3 separate regions of the Mus musculus genome follow, and regions 2 and 3 are each linked to region 1. Evidence: chromatin loops called from intact Hi-C (ENCODE). Cell type or tissue: gastrocnemius. All regions are shown on one strand. Region 1 overlaps 5031425E22Rik (RIKEN cDNA 5031425E22 gene). Region 2 overlaps Kmt2e (lysine (K)-specific methyltransferase 2E). Region 3 overlaps Kmt2e (lysine (K)-specific methyltransferase 2E).

The links. Peaks named below come from ENCODE experiments on the same cell type or tissue, not always from the same donor. Only the 100,000 strongest peaks of a DNase experiment are listed, where the experiment ranks them.
Region 2: it touches region 1 in a loop (5-fold over the local background); 9 of 42 quality-filtered maps call a loop at or near these places.
Region 3: it touches region 1 in a loop (2.6-fold over the local background); 13 of 42 quality-filtered maps call a loop at or near these places.

Annotation. Positions count from the first base shown.
Region 1 is chr5:23,414,683-23,417,182 of GRCm38, forward strand. The region is part of intron 1 of 5031425E22Rik (RIKEN cDNA 5031425E22 gene); the gene reads right to left. Among named protein-coding and RNA genes, the nearest start is that of 5031425E22Rik, 17 kb to the right of the region's middle. In gastrocnemius, a CTCF peak has its summit at 1,272 (motif pointing right); a DNase peak (open chromatin) is centred at 1,305; H3K4me3 peaks cover 2,500 bases; H3K27ac peaks cover 2,500 bases.
Region 2 is chr5:23,489,650-23,492,149 of GRCm38, forward strand. The region is part of intron 14 of Kmt2e (lysine (K)-specific methyltransferase 2E); the gene reads left to right. Among named protein-coding and RNA genes, the nearest start is that of Kmt2e, 56 kb to the left of the region's middle. In gastrocnemius, a CTCF peak has its summit at 1,359 (motif pointing left); a DNase peak (open chromatin) is centred at 1,341.
Region 3 is chr5:23,472,193-23,474,692 of GRCm38, forward strand. It overlaps Kmt2e (lysine (K)-specific methyltransferase 2E), which reads left to right. Exons shown (of 26, transcript NM_026984.2): 7 at 1,289-1,461. Among named protein-coding and RNA genes, the nearest start is that of Kmt2e, 39 kb to the left of the region's middle. In gastrocnemius, a CTCF peak has its summit at 1,168 (motif pointing left); no DNase peak of the experiment used is centred here.

The DNA of each region.
Region 1 (2,500 bases):
TCAGAAGTCTGACTGCCACTTAAGAGAGCCACTAGGAGTTTTGTGTGGAAAATGGGATCGTACTTTGCATCTTACTGATCAGAGCTGTGAAGGTTAAGTCATGAATATAAAAATGCTTAGTACAATGTCCTGACATTAACTAGGGCTCAATTAAAGGTTAACCAGTTCACAAGAAAACAAATTTGGCCTATCACTAAGGAAACAGAAGGGAATTTGAGACAACAGTCACATGTCTAACACATGGCACACAGGAATAATGGGCCTAGGGACACTTGGTCAAAGACTCTGGTCATTCACAGGTCATAATCACCCAGTGCTTTCCTGAAGTACATGGGTTCCTGGGGAGTGGGGCTGAGGAGGTAAAGTCTAAGTACCAAAGTCCTTGACTACCAATGCAAGATAAGGCTACAAACAAGAAATCTTTGGGGCTATTTCATGTACCTGGCTCGATTTAAGTACTATCTACCACTCTTTGTCTTGTTTTCTAAAGTCTACCATACAGTCAACTCTAACATGGAAAGGTCAAATTTAGATGCTGAGCACATGCAGTTTATCTAAGTGCTGTGACAGATGCAAAGAAAACCAACATGCTCCCAGGCTGCAGAAATGGTATGACTATCTCATTAAGCAGCAGCTTGTGGCATGGCTCTGCAGCTAAAGGCACTCTGTCTGCAAGCCTGGTGACCCGAGTTTGATCCCCAGAATTCACAGTAGGTTGGAGAGCAGATTCCAAACTTGTCCTCTGCCCCTTTCCAACTTAATAACGATGGTCCTAGAGAAATTAGAGTTATATCTAGGAATTATTCTTTCCCATTGAACATTGCTCTCATTCTCTCAACTAGCAGAATTAGAACACCTGCTTCTTTACCTTTATTAATATTGGCTATATCAGGCCTCAAGTATCTTATTACACTCAAGACCTTAGATTTGCAATATATAGAACTAGGCTCCTCCTACATTACTAGGCTCCTCCTACATTACTAGGCTCCTACTGTGTCAGGTGCCCACATTACAGCTCCTTTAGCTTTAGATGATCCCAAGCTGGCACTTCTATCTATCATCACTTTACACTAGGAACCTGAAACCTAGAAATACTGAGGAGCTACAGCGCAAAGGCCACAGCCTAGGTCATCTCTTGGCCAAGTGCAAACTATTGTAGCAGGAAAGGGTCTCTTTGGATGCAATGGAAAGCAAAACGAATTACACTGCGGTGGTAAACAATTTAATCTCTTTTAGCTAAAGATAAACTATGCTTTTATAAAGTAACCCACTAGAGGGCGCTAAATACACAAACTGCGACCAGGGCTTTGCAAATGTCAAGTCTCACACTGGTACAAGATATATAATCAGCTATGGCTTCAAGCCAAAAAGGCTCTCCTCAGAAGAAGCATGATGCATTTTATGATAAGGTGTTGTGTACCCTTGTCCCTCCAACTAAGGAAGAGAAGAACAACAAAAGACCTCAAGCCCCCCAAAGCTTGAAGCTGTATGTCGAGCAATTAATAATCTGTTTCTACTTGATACTGACTGCTGTACAAGGTGCCTTTCACTTAGGCGTTTTCTTTGCTGCATAGTGACAGAGAAAGTGCAAGTAACTTAGGTGGGAACAACTAGATTATCCAGTTAAGTTCACACCACAGTCTCTGTATTCAGGGTGTGGCACTGGGAATGAATGCACACAGTTTCAGCTCACACCTCGGTCTCAGTATTCAGGGTGTGGCTTGGGGGAATGAATGTGCGCAGTTTCAGCTCACACCACGGGTCTCGGTATTCAGGGGGTGGTGCTGGGGAACGCACATACTTTACTACTGAGCCCTAAGGTCAAATCCTAGGAACTAAATAGAGACACCATTTCTTTTAAATTTTATTTTAGACAAGTAAAATTCGTACATATTTTTAAAAACAGAAACAAACATTCATATTTAATTGAAATCTAGAGAAAATATCTTCTACCCAGAATGCCTGATTTCTGAATATTTTTATTTTTTGATTTATTGACGTGCCACCTTTTCTTTCCTCAACAGAATACTCATTTTATGCAAGCAACCAGATTTACAAAATATATTTTATTATTCTCCACTGTCACACATTTTCACTGAACATTTAAGGTCACAAATAGACAGGCAAGGTGATCCAGCACCCTGACAGCTGCAGGGCACTAACACCTTAGTAAGTGCACACAAATACATACTGAGGTTTTTTTTTTTTAAAGCAAAATTAGGATTATCTTGTAAATATCACTTCAAGGCCTACGATAGCCATCTTTCCACATCAGCATTTTTAAATGATTGTCCGTGCAGCGTTGCCAGGCGAGTAGTACTGAGCCACAACTCTCCTCGCCTGTTTCATTTTGGTTTGTATTTTTACTGTTAACATAGCTTACATAAATAGTACATCTTAAGTCTGTACTAGATTGACCTTTCTATTATTTGCAAGTATACTCTACTGTGTGGCTTCCTCCCCATCAACAAGGCTTTAAACAAGAGGGCTCTTCTAATCC
Region 2 (2,500 bases), 75 kb after region 1:
AATTGTAATACTAAGAAATAATGTACTAAGATATATCACAAGAATAGTGAACCAGGGTGGTCGGTCACATGGGATACTTCCACATACTCTGGTTAACATCTAAAGCAGTTATCAAATCCAGCTCTGAATTGGAATCTGTCAGTTTCCCAGCTCACAGATAATGAAGTAGCTTTGGGCTCAGGATAAAGCCATGGCTTGTGTCACAGTTCTAAACTATAGCCATTACAAGCTATAAGTAGTCTTATAAGGGGTTAATTACGATACCCATTATCTCTTATCAACAGCTCCAGTTCCCTATAAACTCAAGTTAACATATTTTTCAGATAGATCAGTAAAATGGTTGCTTCTTTACACATGACCATGTATCAAGGATTGCATTAGATACAGTGATGACTAGAAAACCTGGGAGAGGGGGGTGGTGGTAAGATGATTCAGTGGTTAAGAGCAGTGGCTGCTCTTCAGAGGTCCTGAGTTCAATTCCCAGCAGCTATATACAAGGAATATGATGCCTTCTTCTGGCTCAGATGTGCATCAGAGCACACATACATTAAACACAATTAAAAATAAATAAAATCTAGGCATGGTGGCACCAATACTCAGGAGAAAGAGGGATACTGATTTCAGAGTTTATGGCCAGATTAGGTCTACATAGTGAGTTCTAAGACAACCAGGACTACATAGACTACATGTCTTTAAAAAAAACAAACAAACAAACAAAACAAAACAAAACAAAAACCTGCTAATTTTTAAAATTTGAGTAAGCAATCATTTATCCTTAAACATCTACATACTTTAAGATGAATCTCAGCTAGAGGAATTATTAGGAATTTGGTGCTTTCAACTTTATTGCTATATGATAAACACATGTAGAAATGTAAAATTTGTGCTTTGTTATCAGCAGTTAATTGGAAAGATGGATAAATTAGCAGTCAGGAAACTCATAATTTATGCAAAGGCCCTAACTTTGAGTCACCTACATACATGTACATTTTTTGTTCCATCAACAGAAGGCAATATGCCATTTTTTTGATGGGGGAGTACTAGCTAAAGACTATGAAGGAGTGTTTGGTTTAATCAACATGTAGTTATTACACTGTTTTCAAGGGAGTTTAGCCTACAAAACAAAGAATTATTTTTGTGAAATCCAGATTTCTAAATGGTGCATTTTAGAAAAATTTAATATACAGAGACAGGTTTTTATGGAGGTCATGTTTTAAAGGTAAAAGTAGAAACAAAAAAATTGAGAATTTGGCTTTATAATTTCCAGTTCTGGGGGCTGCTCTTCCAGAGGTCTTGGGTCAGCTCTCAGCAACCACATAGTGGCTCACAGCCCTCTGAGATAATGATCTGATGCCCTCTTCTGGCGTGCAGGCGTATAGGCAGATAGAGCACTCATATACATGAAAGAAATCTTCTTTAAAAATTCCAGTTCTGGTGAGAACAAGTAAAACCTTTAATGTTTTGAATACCCATTCTAGATTTTAAGAACACAGAATGTATGAACAAGTAATCTTACCTCTGTGGCCCTGAGTTTCCTGTGTGTAAAATCAAAAGGGTGAAAATTAGAAACTCCTTACAAAGCAATCCTAGCTACACTGCATTAACATCTTTTGTTCCCTACTGAATATGTTTTCTACAAACACAGGAAAGAGTAAGAACAGTTATCTATCAATGCTTAAATCTCTTCCAGTAATTACTGGAACTAAAGCTGACACTCCAGTGTTGCGAAGTGTATGGCAGCCAGATCTTGAGTTTCTGATCTTTCTTTCTTTCTTCCCCACATCGATGACAATGAAGGAGGAAAGACAAATGGATCTGAGCCTCAGGACCTGGTTCTTTCATTTGGAGAACTGGACAGTTGATGGACCTGCTTCCTGGTTCTGGTTGAGAGCTGAAGCATTGCCAGGCCCTCTGCTCAAGGCTCTGGGTCTTGTTCTTAATATTCTCTACCCAAGAGTGTCAGTGTAAGGAAGGAGGAGCAGAAGGTAGCGGAGTGCCTTACGAGACTTGGAATGGAGGGCAAAAGGGTGAAAGAAATGACAGCTACTGGTTTTGTTTTTGGAATGCCTGCCACTTTCTAAAAGCCTCATGTTTTCTATTTGAACTCAGTGACAGTCTTAAGTGTTTAAGTATTGTATGCTTTTACACTCCTAAGAAGGTGACAGAGCTGTTTACTAAAAATTACTGGTAGGATCATGGTTTGAACCTAAGACTATATGCCTGACTCCTTAAGTGCATATATATTTTTTCATTTCAACATATTTTTTCCTTAGGAATTTTCAGTCTTTGTTTTTAAAAAAGGCAAATTTGTGTATTGAAATCTTTGGTTTCGTAAAAGAAAATAAGTTCTATTTTTGTTGTTGTTTTTTTTTTTTTCTTTTTTTCTGGCTGTTTTGTTTTGCTGTATCGTCCTTTCTTGGCATACACTAAGATCGGCTCACTGAGATGAAGTGTGGGGTTCACACATGCTGAGTGGCTGTAATCTGTTCCCATACCTACC
Region 3 (2,500 bases), 58 kb after region 1:
AATCACTTTTTGTACTCACATGTAGTAGATAATCTTTAAAGTATGTTGGTTGGAATAATGATCCATTAATTTACCATGTAAGATAGTATTTTTTTAATTTTTAGGATACTATTTTTTGAATTTTGTATATGCTGCAATTTTTATGTTTAGTTTTTTGTTTTTTTGAATTTGTTGTTGCTTTTTTAGATAGGGTCTTCTATGTAGGCCGTGTTGGCCTGGCCTGAGCTCCCTTGCGTAGGCTGGTCTGATAGCTTATGTAGTACACAATGCAGGCTTGTCTTATACCATGTGATAGTCATATTCTTTCTCTCTCTCTCTCTCCCTTCTCCCCATCTTCCCCCACCCCCTTCTCTCTCTGTCTGCCAGGGTAGTGGGTGTTGGGTTTTTGTTGTTTTTGTTTTTGTTTTGCCTTTTTGGAGACAATTTTTCTTTGTAGTTCTAGCTGTTCTGGAACTCTGTTCTGTAGATCAGGCTGGCCCTGAATTCAAAGATCCTCCTGCCTCTGCCTCTGAGTGCTGGGATTAACGGTGTGCTCGCATGTGCAATTCTCTTGCTTCCCAAGTGCTGGGGTTAAAAGTAAATGCCACTGTGTCCCAGCTGTCCACCCTTTAATTTTGGGTTACGACCTTTACAACCAGTTGTGAATAACCATTGTTTTATTCAACCCTGCTCTTTGATGGACACTGGTTTCTTTCCAGTGGTTTTGTTTTGTAGTTGTGAAATTTTCCTTTGATTAAACAATAGTGCATAAATTTGCTTTTGTGCTATGGAATGAAGTTTTCAGTGAATATATAATTTTTATAGGTGTGACCCTAGAACATTTGAGTTGCATTAGTCAAGTGTACTAGTTTCCCCAGACCAGCAAGTGTGTCGTTAGACAGCCTTTATGAATTATATGTGTGTGAGAAAAGCATTTAGCTTGCATTTTGGTGTATCTTTCCAGTAAATGTCTGAAGTGAGAAAATGAATTTATTCTTTAGGAACAAGGAAGTAATCCTTTGTCAGGTGGATTGTTGCTTTCTTATCCTGCTTGAAATACAAGTATTAGGGGCTGGTGAGATGGCTCAACGGGTAAGAGCACTGTCTGCTCTCCCGAAGGTCCTGAGTTCATATCACAGCAACCACATGGTGGCTCACAACCACCCGTGATGAGATCTGACGCCCTCTTCTGGTGGTTCTGAAGACAGCTACAGTGTACTTATTTATAATAATAAATAAATCTTTTTTAAAAAAAGAAAAGAAAAGAAATACAAGTATTAAAGTGCTCTGACTTTGTTTTTCATTAAAGATGGTGATACCAGTGCAACTGAAAGTGGTGATGAAGTTCCTGTGGAATTATATACTGCATTTCAGCATACTCCAACTTCAATCACTTTAACTGCTTCCAGAGTTCCCAAGGTTACTGATAAAAGAAGGAAAAAAAGTGGGGAGAAAGAACAAAACTTTTCAAAATGTAAAAAAGTACGTTTTTGCCTTTTTATTTCAGATGAGTAGATAAGAGCTAAATGAGGAAGCTGAGTTACAGGCAAGCCATGACTACAGGGAGGCCGGGGAGAGCAGCTAAATGTATGAAAAGATGTAGCACATTTGTATTTTAAAATGTTAAGCAATCCCATGTAAAAATTGCAATGCATTTAAAGACAGGCATGGACTACAGGAGACATTGCTCACTGCTTTGGAATCAGTGCTCTAGCAGGTGAATGGCACACACTATAAGTGCTTAAGTGAGGCAGAGCAGATTGAGACCAGAAAGAACAGCGTATATTTAATAATTTACTAGGTAAGGAAGCGTAGGATGATTACTTAGAACTGTTTGTAACTTTGAATAATATTCACTTTTAATAAAGGCTTCCTAGTTACTGAATTTCTTATTTTTCTTTTAGATTTTATTTGATATAGGATCCCAAAGATCTAATGGCAGGCAACAGTTTATAGACTATGTTTCCTTAATTTGTTAATAACAAATTCTCAATGATGGCAAGTGAAGAGTTCTATCAGATTGTAAAGTGAAGGCATTTTATCAAGTATTTTTTCTATGTTTTGATAGAGAAAAATACACCATTAATAAATTATTAGTGTCATGTAAACATCATTAGGTTACAGTTGCCTACAGGAACATAACCTATAGGGTTTTAGTCGGGATCTATGCCGTGTGTAGCATAGGTGTGTGGGTTAGACAAGATCTCATAAACCTGTGTATGTATACTCTGTAATCATGCCATAAGGACAAAAGAGCTTAGTAATGCAGCTCTAATAACGTGTCCTTGTTACTTAATGTGAAAATATTTTTCCCATAGGTAAAAAGACTTTTCATATTGAGTCTATTATTACTGAAGAATCGAAGTATATTTATCAGTCTAGACAGTCGGCTCCTCCTACACTCACCAACAGTTTGTCTCCACATCCCAACCACACTGTGTAGTTCACCTTTAAAACAATCTTGCGTCTTGTTTTCTTGTACACTGAGCTGACAGGAGTGTTGCTTGTCTCCAGCAAATAC